Regions from separate parts of the Homo sapiens genome. Here region 2 is linked to region 1. Evidence: chromatin contacts called from ENCODE Hi-C or POLR2A ChIA-PET data. All regions are on one chromosome and are shown on one strand. The core of a region is the stretch at or near the end of the contact, and the rest is flanking DNA. Distances in the headings are between cores, read along the strand shown.

Evidence for each region. Hi-C counts contacts between places; a loop is a spot of excess contacts on that map. ChIA-PET counts read pairs that join two places held with the same protein, here RNA polymerase II (POLR2A). Pooled maps may share reads with other maps.
Region 2: a loop to region 1 is called in a map with no recorded cell type, with 5 times the contacts of the local background. The contact joins the enhancer-like site here to the promoter of TCP11 in region 1. A Hi-C loop is called at or near these places in 7 of 168 maps with a recorded cell type or tissue (Caco-2, GM12878, aorta and 3 more), 13 of 37 single-sample maps with no recorded cell type and 11 of 50 pooled maps. POLR2A ChIA-PET finds 5 or more read pairs at or near these places in 8 of 52 experiments (AG04450, IMR-90, K562 and 5 more).

The regions. Positions count from the first base shown.
Region 1 is chr6:35,137,368-35,143,644 of GRCh38, forward strand. It overlaps TCP11 (t-complex 11), which reads right to left and starts at 3,972. Exons shown (of 10, transcript NM_001370687.1): 1 at 3,838-3,972; 2 at 3,380-3,517. The coding sequence starts at 3,503.
Region 2 is chr6:35,178,682-35,184,958 of GRCh38, forward strand. No RefSeq gene overlaps it. Among named protein-coding and RNA genes, the nearest start is that of SCUBE3, 32 kb to the right of the region's middle. RefSeq lists a silencer at 5,875-6,256. Within about 2 kb of position 3,295, at least 17 of the 41 ENCODE cell types and tissues checked have a DNase peak (open chromatin) inside an H3K27ac peak, as active enhancers do; they include ascending aorta, where a contact is called at or near this core.

The DNA.
Region 1 (6,277 bases), core at 2,722-5,221:
TGTTTTGCCTAGTATGGACAGTGAAACAAGCAAATAAAAATCATCTACCACCACCAAAATCATCATTTCATCAAAGAAAAGATAGCTTAACCTCTGAAAAAAACCAGAAAGGAAATATTGTCAAAATAAACAGCAGTCCCTTAAATGGAATTAACTTTAGGAAAACTCATTACAATATCTTTATGATTTCATTTCACTAAATAGTGCTAAGAATTTTGTCACAGACCAGCATGGGTATTTGGCAACCACTGTTCTAAGTTTTTAGTGCAGACCTATAGTACAGCTGATAGCATTCACACATAATAGGTATATATGGTAGTTACAATGATTACGTGGTGTATAAAATGCAGCCGTATACAATAAATCATATTTTATCACTCTCTTTTGATGCAGCATCATGATTTTTCACAGAAAATTATTTGGCTCCAAGATGTGGAGGAGATGTAGATGAACAAAGATTGGCCACGAGTTGATCATTGTTGAAGCTGGATGATGGATAAATGGGGGCTCATTGTATTAGTCATTCTATTTCATAAATGTATAATTTTTCTATAGTAAAAAGATTTGAAAATGTAAAAAGGAAAAATAAGGTTACTGTAGAAAAGTTACACAGGAGAATGCCCCTGTTCTTAGATACATGATGAAATATTTAGAGGTAAAGTCATGACTTTGTATCTCACCCCAGTTAAAATGGCTTTTATCCAAAACTCAGGCAATAACAAACGCTGGTGAGGATGTGGAGGAAAGGGAACCCTCATACACTGTTGGTGGGAATGTAAATTAGTACAGCCACTATGGAGAATAGTTTGGAGGTTCCTCAAAAACCTAAAAATAGAGCTACCACATGATCCAGCAATCCCACTGCTGGGTATATACCCAAAAGAAAGGAAATCAATCTATCGAAGAGATATCTGCACTCCCATGTTTATTTCAGCACTATTTATGATAGCCAAGATTTGGAAGCAACCTGTGTCCATCAACAGACAAATGGTAGATATACACAATGGAGTGCTATTCAGCCAAAAACAAAAAAACAACACAAGATCTTGTTATCCGCAACAACGCAGATGGAACAGGAGGTCATTATGTTAAGTGAATTAAGCCAGGCACAGAAAGAAAAACTTCACATGTTCTCACTTATTTGTGGGAGCTAAAAATTAAAACAATTGAACTCATGTAGATAGAGAATAGAATGACAGATAACCAGAGGCTGGGAAGGGTAGTTGGGTGGGGGGTTGGGGGGTTGCAGGGAAGCACAGATGGTTAATGGGTACAAAAAATAGAATGAATAAGATCTAGTATTTGAGAGAACAGAATGACTGTAGTCAACAATAATTTAGTTGCACATTTTAAAATAACTAAAAGAGTATAATTGGATTGTTTGTAACACAAAGGATAAATCCTTGAGATGATGTGTACCGCATTTACCCTGATGTGATTATTACACATTGTATGCCTGTATCAAAATATCCCATATACCTGATAAATATACACACCTACTATGTACCCACAAAAATTTAAAAATTAAAAGAAGTCAAGGCCAGGTGCTGTGGCTCTTGCCTATAATCCCAGCACTTTGGGAGGCTAAGGCAGGCAGATCACCTGAGGTCAGGAGTTCGAGACCAGCCTGGCCGACATGGTGAAACCCCGTCTCTCCTAAAAATACAAAAATTAGCTGGGCATGGTGGCACATGCTTATAATCCCAGCTACTCAGGAGGCTAAGGCAGGAGAATCGCTTGAACCCAGGAGGTGGAGGTTGCAGTGAGCCGAGATCGCACCATTGCACTCTAGCCTGGGTGACAGAGACTCCGTCTCAAAAAACAGCTAGTTTATAAAAAAAAAAAAACCCATCAACAACAACAAAAATTAAAAGAAGTCAAGACGTTGCAATTTTAAAAGGCAGGAGGGGGAAATACAGGGAGAGAGAAAAAGCAATACGGCAGAATATTAACACTGTGGGCATTCACTGTATTATTTTTTACTTTCCAGCAGACTTACGATATTTAAAAATAAAAAGTTAAGGAGATTGTAGACCTTTACCAAAAATCCACTGAGTCTCTGCTTAGGTAAACATGAAGGTGAACTGGACCTTAAGTGGACGCTTGAGGTTCCCTTTATTTCTGCAGCCTCTCTGAAGTCTTTAGTTTCAGCCAAAATGGCAAAACACAATCAAATATGTAAACAGACTCACTGCTAATTCACTAATGCTAAATGAGAGCTAAGAGAAAATCTTCAGAAGGGGATTGAACTACAGCAGCTTATTGAGGGACGGAGGGAAATATACACAGAAACACTTTCCAACTACAACAAATCAAAGTTCATAGCCTGCCTTGATAAGACTTCTGTTGCTCAAAAGTTACACAGCACTAAGCAATTCCAAAACAGCTCTAAAATTCAGGAATGAGGAGAGCTCAAAGAGAAATTAGAGATAAAATTTAACCGAAATAGATTTTAAAAATCCAGATCCCAAGGACAAAGACATTTTCAAGTAATATAACAACCAAGTCAACCTAATACACAAAATTTCAAATTTTTTTAAAAAGGAATTTGATTATTCATTTTACTGAGAGTTGTTTTATATATGGACTCATTTAAATAGACACCTCAAAAACTTAAATTGTGTGTACAAAAAAACGGATTTTTCATCCTACCTCAGGTTCATAGCTGTTGGAAATGACCCCAATATGCCTTTTGGTGCCATTCAGTTAACCAGCAGCGACCTCATGTGGCCACAAGAAAAACCAATCTAATTCAGCCGCAAAGCCTCAATCTAATTTTTCGCATTTCAATAGTCAAGAATTTTATCTTGAGTTGTTGCACACGGACAGCTCCTCAGTTTGATGACTAGTTACGTTCTCTGGAGATTAAGAGAAATACAGCATGAGTCCCAGTGAGACTGGACCTACCACGAAGCGCGGAGAAGACCTTGTGCCCCAACAAGAACACAAAAGAACACCCACTACAGAACCGAGCTAGAGACTGGGCCCAGGACACTACTATTTCTTGAGTTAGCAAAGCGCTGAGAAAACCCAATTCCCGTCTGGGATCATTTGGGTTCTTTAAAATCAATCCCAGATCTATCTGCCAATCCCCCCTACATATTCAAAATACAATACAAAGGAGGGCTTTGAACCGACTCAGTCTCAAATCTTGTCAGATTCAAGTAATCACGCTTGGGTCACTTCTTTCTCTAGAACCAAAAACTCTTTGAAGACCTCTGCCCTCGGGCCTGTAAGTAAAGGCGGGTGGGGGAGAAACGGAGAAAGACAAACGAGAGAGGGATAGTGAAGAGAGAAAACTTGGGGGATGGGGGGGCCTGCGGACCCCCCACACTAAGCACCCCCTAGGGGGCCACAGGGACTGCCGAGCTGGACCTACAGGGAGGGGGGTCCTCGGAGCCGCTCTTGTCTTCCTGGGGGGGTCCTGAGGTTTCGGGCTTACAGGACCTGCCCTCTGAGTCGCCAGGATATTTCGGGGGCACACTCTCCTTGACGTCTGGCATTTTGCTGATGGTATCTGGGTGAGGGAGAAAGGCGTGTTGTTGGCGTCGGGGAAGGGGCCTCCCCAATTGCCAAGGGGGTCCCTGGGGGCGGCGGGAAGGGGGGTAGCGGCCTCAGGGTCTTGGGGGTGCTGAGGGGCAGAAAGGGGCAAAGGAGCGTGGAGGAGCGGAAGTCGAGAGTGGGACAGAAGTGGAGCGCTGGGCGGCAACGAGGAAACTAAAGCCACAGAAGCCCGGCGCAGGGCGGGAAGCGTGGGAAGGCCCCTTCCTTCGCGGCGAGGTGCCCCCCTCGCCCGAAACGCCGGCCCAGGCCCGCCTCCGGCTCCCAGGCCGTCACCTCCTCCTCCCCCGCCGCGGGTCATCCACTGGCGTCCGCTCGGTGGGCCTCGCGGCCTGGCGGCCTGGAGCGTACCACCGCGGCGGAGCGGCGGGTTGGGGCGTCGCACGGTGAGAAAGGCCGGGGCCTGAGAACAAACCGCCGCGGTCGCCGGGGCAACGGGACGGGGCACGTGCCCCCCCCGCCAGAGCCGGAAGCGGCAGGCTCGTGCGTCCCTCCTGAGCTCGAAGCCAACCAGGCCTCGAGCGGCTCGCTGCGGCCGGTTCATGCCGGTCAGCTCCCGCCCCTCGAGAAGGATGGCCTGGAACTGCTGAGACGAGGCCAGAGCATGCATGGGGCTTTTCTTCAGGCTGTTTGGACAGCCGAGAAGCCGAGCCACACCCAGGAGGGTTGTTTCACAGCGTGTGCCGCAGGGGCGCAGGGGCCGCGCTCTTTCCTCACATGTGGGAGAAGCGGAGGAGCCGCCAGGGCTGGGGCCAGGCTCTGCCCACTGGGGTTCCGCCCGTTGTCGCCCTCCGCCTCCTGGGCTCTAGCCCTTGCCTTTCTTGACTCTAAGTCTACTCTGTCGCCCTTGCAGTGATGTGAAGACCTGGAGTGCCCCTGCCTGAGAAAATAGAAAGGAAGCGTTTCCTCTTCACCTGCTCCCGTCTCTCTTTATTACTGTGTCATGACTTCTTACCATAAAAGTGTACAGTAACAAAACAAAACAAAAGATGAAAGTATTATGGTAAGAATCCGGGCGCGGTGGCTGACACCTGAGTCCAGCAGATCTCCTGTCAGGAGTTCGAGTCCAGCCTGGCCAACATGGTGAAACCCCGACTCTACTAAAAATACAAAAATTAGCCGGGCGTGGTGGCGGGCGCCTGCATTCCCAGCTATTCGGGAGGCTGAGGCAGAGAATTGCTTGAATCCGGGAGGCCGTGGTTGCAGTGAGCTGAGATTGCGCCACTGCACTCCAGCCTGGGCAACAGAGCGAGACTCTGTCTCAAAAAAACAAAACAAGGCCAGGCGCGGTGGCTCGAGCCTGTCATCCCAGGGCTTTGGGAAGCCGAGGCGGGTGGATCACCTGAGGTCAGGAGTTTGAGACCAGCCTGACCAACATGGAGAAACCCCGTCTCTACTAAAAATACAAAATTAGCTGGGCGTGGTGGCTCATGCCTGTAATCCCAGCTACTCAGGAGGCTGCAGCAGGAGAACCGCTTAAACCTGGGAGGCAGAGGTTGCGGTGAGCCGAGATCACGCCATTGCACTCCGGACTGGGCAACAAGAGCAAAACTCCGTCTCAAAAAAAAAAAAACAAAAACAACCTTTGCCTTGTTAGTGTGGAGTGTGGATGTTTCTTGCACAACTCTTGGGTTTGGAGGGGGAAATTATAAAGACACCCAAAAGCATTTGTGCTTAAAAAAAGTCCATTCCACCTTGAGGCCCAGGCATATACCAGGGGAGTGGCCTAGCCAAGTTACTGTTTATCCAGAGCATCTCAGACTCATCCATACCAAACCTACCCCTTCCTCCTCCTCGCCCTCTCCTGCTATTTCCCTCAGGGATGCCAACTGTGAAGCAGGCCAGCCTTCACCCTAAAACCACCAGAAGTGGGAGGAAGTTGCATGATGACTTCAGCAAAGAGTTCAATGAAATATGATGCTTCCTTATTACATAGGGAGATATTTAGGCTGGGTTATTGATTTCTCTTTAAAAATGCAAATCAGGAATTCCATTTGGCATTTTTACTTCTGGGAAAGTTTCCAGAATAACACCAGTTCGTTTCCCCCACAAAAATTGCATTGCTGTAAAACTCCCTACTGATGTCTGAAATTCCTCTAACAATTCTTTCATATATGTTAAATTGTCTGTTTAAATATTCTCTTAATATTCGAATTGTCTGGGAGGGTCAGTGGGAAGAAATAGCAGTCCAGGAGCACATGGTAGTGTGAGAGGGGGGTGGGGGAGGGTGGAGAGTGGGGAGGGGACCGAAGCCAGAACAGGAGGAAAAGGAGGTAGCAGAGAAAGACAAAATTAGTTTTCCCAGGGTCAGCCCAGGTACAGCATTTCATGATCTTTATCATTAATAGTCATCAGAACCAACCAAGCAAAAGTTAGAGGTTGAGGGGAGTAGAAAGATCAAGTAAGAGATATGCACTTCTTCCCTTTGGGGTCTTAGTTAATAACTGATTTCTCTGTAATGATTTACAGAATGCTTTTACATCGCAGATCTATATGCTCTGCACACAATCTCATTCAGTAGGCAAGGCAGGTGTTATACTGGACTGTCTGAAAGGTGAACAAGCTGGGGATCAAAGAGGTTTCAGAGAGTAACCAAAAGTCACACAGTAAGCAAGATCTTGACTCTTGATCAGATACTTTTTCTTAATTCACATGACCTCCTTGACTCTGGTATCTATTATGTACACAATAAAATATAACATATAATGGCATGGTA
Region 2 (6,277 bases), core at 2,045-4,544, 41 kb after region 1:
TCTGTTGCTAAGGAAGAAGTGGATTTGGAGTGGCAACTAGTACCTTCTGCCCTGGTCTCCAAAAGCAAGAGGCATCTTGGGTCAGAAGAGAGAAGATGGGACCAGAAATCAAAGGACATGCTCTAAGCTTGATGATGAGTCCATGACTTTGAGTGGGTCTCAGAACCTCACTGAGCCTCAGCCTCAAACAGAGTGCCGTGGGAGAGTCAAATGAAACGATGCTGTGGAAGGGCTTCCTAAACCATTAAGCACTTTTCCCATGTAAGGAATTACTGTTTTTGCTACTGCTGTCATGAATAGTAAGAGTAGCTGGCTGTGCTCTCCAGGGAGAAAGGCAGAGGAGCCTGGAGGAGGAAGAAGGATGGCATTTCCTGGGACACATAAAAGAAGGAAGGAGATGCTGCTGCTTTAGCTATGCATGAGGAACACCTCTGCAACAGGGGTCTGTTCCCCCAGCGCCACACACCCACATCATGTAAACACCTACAGTCTGGCAAAGGCCCGTGCTGCCTGCTTCAGTCCTCAGGGCCCCAGACAGGCAGGCAAACAAACCCAACACTGTGGGGGAAGCCTAAACACCCTGGGGAGAGGGGAAAGGCTCCAGGAGCAGAAACCAAGGCCTGGGTCCCCACAGGGCCAAAATAACCTGCTGATTGAGTCAATCAGAAAACAAGCTGGTCAAGCCAGTGGGGGAGAAACCGAAACCCCAGCCAGATCTATTATTTAGCAGTTTGCCACCAAGCAAAAATAAAAATTATCCCCTGCCCCCGACCCCAACCACGGGGTTGTTGGTGTCAGGCCTCACCTTGGGTCAGCCCAGGCCAAGTCAATGTTTCAGACTGGCTTTCTCCACAGCATCCAGGAGGGTGTCTGGGAGGCAGACTCCTGAGGTCAGGGGAAGGGGCAACTTCTCCTCTAGGCCTCTAGGCCCTAAGTCCTTGACAGCAGCACCCCCAAGGGGCTGCAAACAGCCTGTTTCTGAATGAAGGTAGTGAGAGAGATCAGTGAGAGCCCAGGGGTGCACTTGAAGAGCTGTTATGACACAATCCACCAACAAGTATGCTGAATGCCTACTCCCTGTCTGCAAGCCCAGGGTGATGGTGGGTTTCTGTTCCAGAGGCTGTGAGCTTGGGATCAGAGCCTCTCTTGATGCCAGTGTACCCCATTTCCCCTATGCCCCCCAGTGTGAGCTGTAGAAAGTCTGCTGTTTGGAGTCCAAAAACTAATTGGTTACAGCTCATGGAGAGGCCTGGGGAGGGGGGAGTATGAATTACAAGCAGTGTAGAGAATAAGTCTTGTTTCACAGTCCCTTTGGCTTGGCACAGGTTAAGTGTGTATAAATCAGGGTTCTGTAGCTTTACTTTCTAGTTTGCCATTCCCTTCACTCAAGACTCAAACCAGAACTTAAAAAAAATGTTTTCTGGAAGTAAACATGTACAGAAAAGAACACACATTAGTGTAAAACAGCTGGAGAATTTCCCCAAAGTGCACACACCCAGGTCACAGCATCTAAATCAGGAAGCAGAACGTTGCCAACCCCAGAAGCCCCTTAGTGCCCCTTTCCAATAATTATTCCCCAAGGGTAACCCTGTCCTGACCTCTAGCACCATAGATTAGTTTTGTCTGTTTTGGAACTTTGTATAAATGGAAGCATACAGGATGCCTTTTGTGTCTGGCTTCTTTCACTCAACATTATGTCCATAAGATTCACTCAGCTTGTTGTGTATGGTTGTCATGTATTCTCACAACCGGATAACATTCCAGAAGACACTTCATCCATTCTGCTATAGATGGACATCTGGGCTATTTCCATTTGGGAGCTACCACAAAAGTGCTGCCAAAAGCAGAACTTTCTTTTCACAATCAGATTCCATAGTCTTCCTTGAAAAGTGTTTTATTGTGGCGAAATATGTATAATATATATTCCGCCATTTTAACCATCTTTAAAGTATACAATTCGGTGGCATAATTACATTCACAGTGTGTGCAGCCATCACCATAATCTGTTTCCAAAACTCTTTCATCATCCCAAACAGAAACTCTATATCCATTAAGTAATGATTCCCCATTTCTTGGTAACCTCTAATCTACTTTCTATCTCTATGAATTTGCCTATTCTAGATATTTTATATAAGTGGAATCATACCATATATACACTTTTGTGTCTTCTTTCACTTAGCATAATGTTTTGAAGGTTCATCTGTGTGTTAGCATGGATCAGAACTTGATGCCTTTTTATGGCTGAAAAACATTCCCTTGTATGGATGTACCACATTTTATGTATCCATTCATCTGCTGATGAACATTTGGGTTGTGTCTACCTTTTGGCTGTTGTGAATAATGCTGCAGTAAGCACTGTTGTATGCTTATCTGTTTGACCCACAGACTTCTACTGAGGACTTGCTGTGTGTCATGAGCTGAGATAGGTACTCACCCATCCACTAGTAAAATGTCATGTGAATGAAGTGGCATTATTATCCCCACGCTACAGATGAGGAAACGGAGGCTCAGAGAAGCCAAGGAACTTTCCTAGAGACATGGGGCTGATCTAAGAGGCTGAGGCCATGGCTCAAATCAAGACCTTTTGACCTCAAGTCCCTTATTCTTTCCATTACTCCCGTTTCTCTCTTGCAACCCTGGTCATGGAGGAAGTTAGAAGATTTTGGTTTACGACCTAGTTCTTGCTTTAGTTCCATGTAGAAAAATCTTTCCCTTGGAGCCACTAAACCTGGACTTGGACTTTCTGGAAGCATTTTCCTCTCTCCTGGCAAACAGCCCAGGACTAGGGAACAAGAGACACGTCTTGGCCCTCTTGACTCAGCCCTTAAACTAGTGCTCTAATTTGGTTGTTGTTTTTTTTAAGCTACAAAGTTATGCCATACTCCTGCCCTCCTGCCACCAGCCTCCTGAGTGGCCCAGAGCTCAGGTTACATTTCTTAGTTTCTCTTTTGGTACAAAAAAACAAAACAAAACAAAAAAACAGAATTTCTGAGACCTAATTGGATTTTTACTCAGGGACACAGAGAGAACCACTGGACCCAAAGCATCCTCTTTCTCTTCCCTGTCACAATGTTTTGCTGAAAGACACCTACTGTGTGCGGGGTCGCCTGCAGTTTTGCTCTGGGAAGTGGTCACATGTGTGATACAGTCCCTGCCCTCAGGGCCTCCCTGTCGGGCTGAGGAGGCTGGACACAGCTATGGAAGCCTAATGATCAAGCCCATCAAGCAAGTGGGGTTCTAACAGTACAGGAAGGCTGCACAGGGTTCTCGAGGGAGGGTGTGGCTGTGGAGCCCAGAGTTCAGCATGATGTTCCCTGGCAACTTCTGCCGAAGGCCCTTGTGATTCACCATGCAAATGTTTCTTGAGCGCTGGCAACGTGCCAGGCTCCTTGCTGGGCCCCAAGGAGGGAGCCACAAACACGGACAAATTCCAGGACCTGCTGGAGCTGTTCTCGGGCTCTAACGTGAGGCAAAACTGTGCACAAATCCTGGGGCACTCTGGACACTGAGCTCCGGACCCCGTGCAGGCGGTAGTCGCCTCTGCGCGGAGTAGGAGCTTTGTGGGCCTCCCACCCAGCATCAGGAGAATCAGGGCCCACGTGGCGGGCGAGGGATCTGCGACGCAGCCACCGGGCGCCCAGCTGGGGTCCCCAACCCCACCCCCAGCCTCGCTGTCCCGCTGTCCTCGCGCCGCGTCGCCTCCCCAGGCTGACAATGCGCCTTTCAGGGGCCTCCGCCCCCGCTGGAAAACCCCCGCGCGGTCTGTCTCCCGGGCGGCGGGCGTCTGCTTTCCTCGAGGTGAGGGATTCCGCGCCCCCGACGAGGTGCAGCTGCAAAGCGCCCGCAGGCGCCGGCCAAGCCGGGCCTGTCTGTGACTCACCGCCCGGAGCGCGAGTCTCCGGCCCGCGGACCCCAGGGGACCCCGGGGGCCCGCACCTCCTCCCCAGCTCGGGTCCAACACACTTTTAGAAGTTGCATAAATACATACATTCCATATCATATATACATATATATAATTCATATATATATATATATATATATATATATATATATATTTTTTTTTTTTTTTTTTTTTTTTTTTTTTTGAGACGGAGTCTCGCTCTGTCGCCAGGCTGGAGTGCAGTGGCGTATCTCGGCTCACTGCAACCTCCGCCTCCCGGGTTCCAGCAATTCTCCTGCCTCAGCCTCCCAAGTAGCTGGGACTACAGGCGCACGCCACCACGCCCAGCTAATTTTTGTAGTTTTAGTAGAGACGGAGTTTCACCATGTTGGCCAGGATGGTCTCGATCTCTTGACCATATCACACATATTTTTAAAGTCTGTTCTCTTTTCGTTTCCTTTCCTTTTTTCTTGACTTTTCTTGCCCTCCATCTCCAGGTAACCCATACTAAGACCCTAGAATGAACCCTTCTATATTTTTCTCCATGTTCATATAAACATATGCAAGCATCTCTCTATACATTTACATACACACAAAGGTATATAAATGGGATCTTGAGTGATATTTTTCTGTATCTTTTCTTGTCCATTAATACCTCATAGGAACTGGTTTGGTTGCATAGCAGTCTTTTCTTTAAAAATTATTTACATACAATTCACCCACTTTAAGTTTATAGTTGGATGAATTTGGGTAATTGTACTTAATCAACAGTTCTCTCACCCTAAACAGTTCTTCTGCCCCTTTACAGCAGATCCTCTCTCCTCACCCCCATGGTGTGGATAATTTATTCAACTATCCCCTTCTGACAGGCATCCACTGTGTTTCCAGTTTTTTGCTACTGTGAGCAACAGTGTGATAAAAGCCCTTGTCACATATCTTTGTGTGCCCAGAAGTTGGATTGCTAGGCTGAATTGTCCCTGGATTTAATTTTAGAAAATATTTCAGATTGCTTTTGCAGAAGGTCTAACACTTAATGTCCATGTCCCGGCCAACAATGAATGAGGGTGCTTTTCCCCCACACCCCAGCGGCAAATAGGTGGCACAGCCCTTGGTGATTTCTTAGTCCTCTGAAACCACCCTGAAGTATCTGATTGTTACTTTAATTTGTACTTCCCTGACCCCTTAATAAACTTGAGCAAATTTTCATCTCCTTGCTGGCCATGGGCTTTGCTTTTCCAGGAACCACATCCCCTTGGTACATCTTTACATGCTTTAAGCATAGAGATTCCCACTCACCCAGAATGGCTGGGGAAGGAGGTGCTTGGAGTTTATGGAAAGGTCTAGATAATAGAGAGTTCCCTCATCTGTTACACCCAATTATGAGCTTTCAAAAGATGAGACTATAAGCAGATATATGTATAGTAATAGTATAGAGAATAGAGTGGGCTTTGGGGTTACTTACAAGTTGTGTGCTATTGGATAAGTTATCTAATCTCTCTGAGCCTCAGTTTGCTCATCTGTGAAATAGAGATAATGATGATTGCGCCACCTGTCTCTTTACAGTTGTGGAAGAGCTTAGCAGTAATTTATGTAAATAACCTGAGACATCACAGATAGCCAATAAATGAAGTCAGGTATGATATGCATGGTTTAGGCTTTCCTCGGTGGTTAAACAGGCCTTTTGGAGGCCTAGGGTTAGCTTGAATGTCAGTCCACATTGCATGGGTCTGGGTGAAACTGGGATGATTTAAGTTTCCTGTGGACCTAGTGATCAGATTCACAGAAACTCAGGCTTCACAACTTTGGCACTACTCATATTTTGGGCTGGATAATTTTTTGTTGTGGGTGGGGCTGTCCTGTGCTTCAGAGGATGTTTCGTGGTACCCCTATTCTCCACCCACTAGATGTCAATAGCAGACAGACAGACAGACAGACACACACACACACACACACACACACACACACACACACACCAGTCAAAATGATTAAAAATGTGTCTTCCCTGAGGCTGTCCTTGAAATGCCCAGCCTGGACACAGGGAAGACCAGGGAATGCTGAACCCACCAGGTGCTTTCCCCATATGTAGGAGCTGCCATGTCTGCCCTCAAAGGTCCAACAGTCTAAGTGTCCTCAGGCTGAACACCCTGGACTTGTCATTGACTAATCGTTGATTCTTATTTCTCCAGCCAGTCAGCCACCACGACCTGTTGATTTTCTGCATTTAGAACCTCCTGCACCTACCTGTCTTTTTCTCTGCATCATTCTCAGCATGGCACATAACCGGGGGCTTGGCAAGTGTGGGCACGATGCAGAGATGTTGGGAACTATTGTCAGGGATGCCCAGCTGGGCCAGGAGACACCACCAGGGGCCTTCCCTGGGGGTGGTAACAGTTTTCT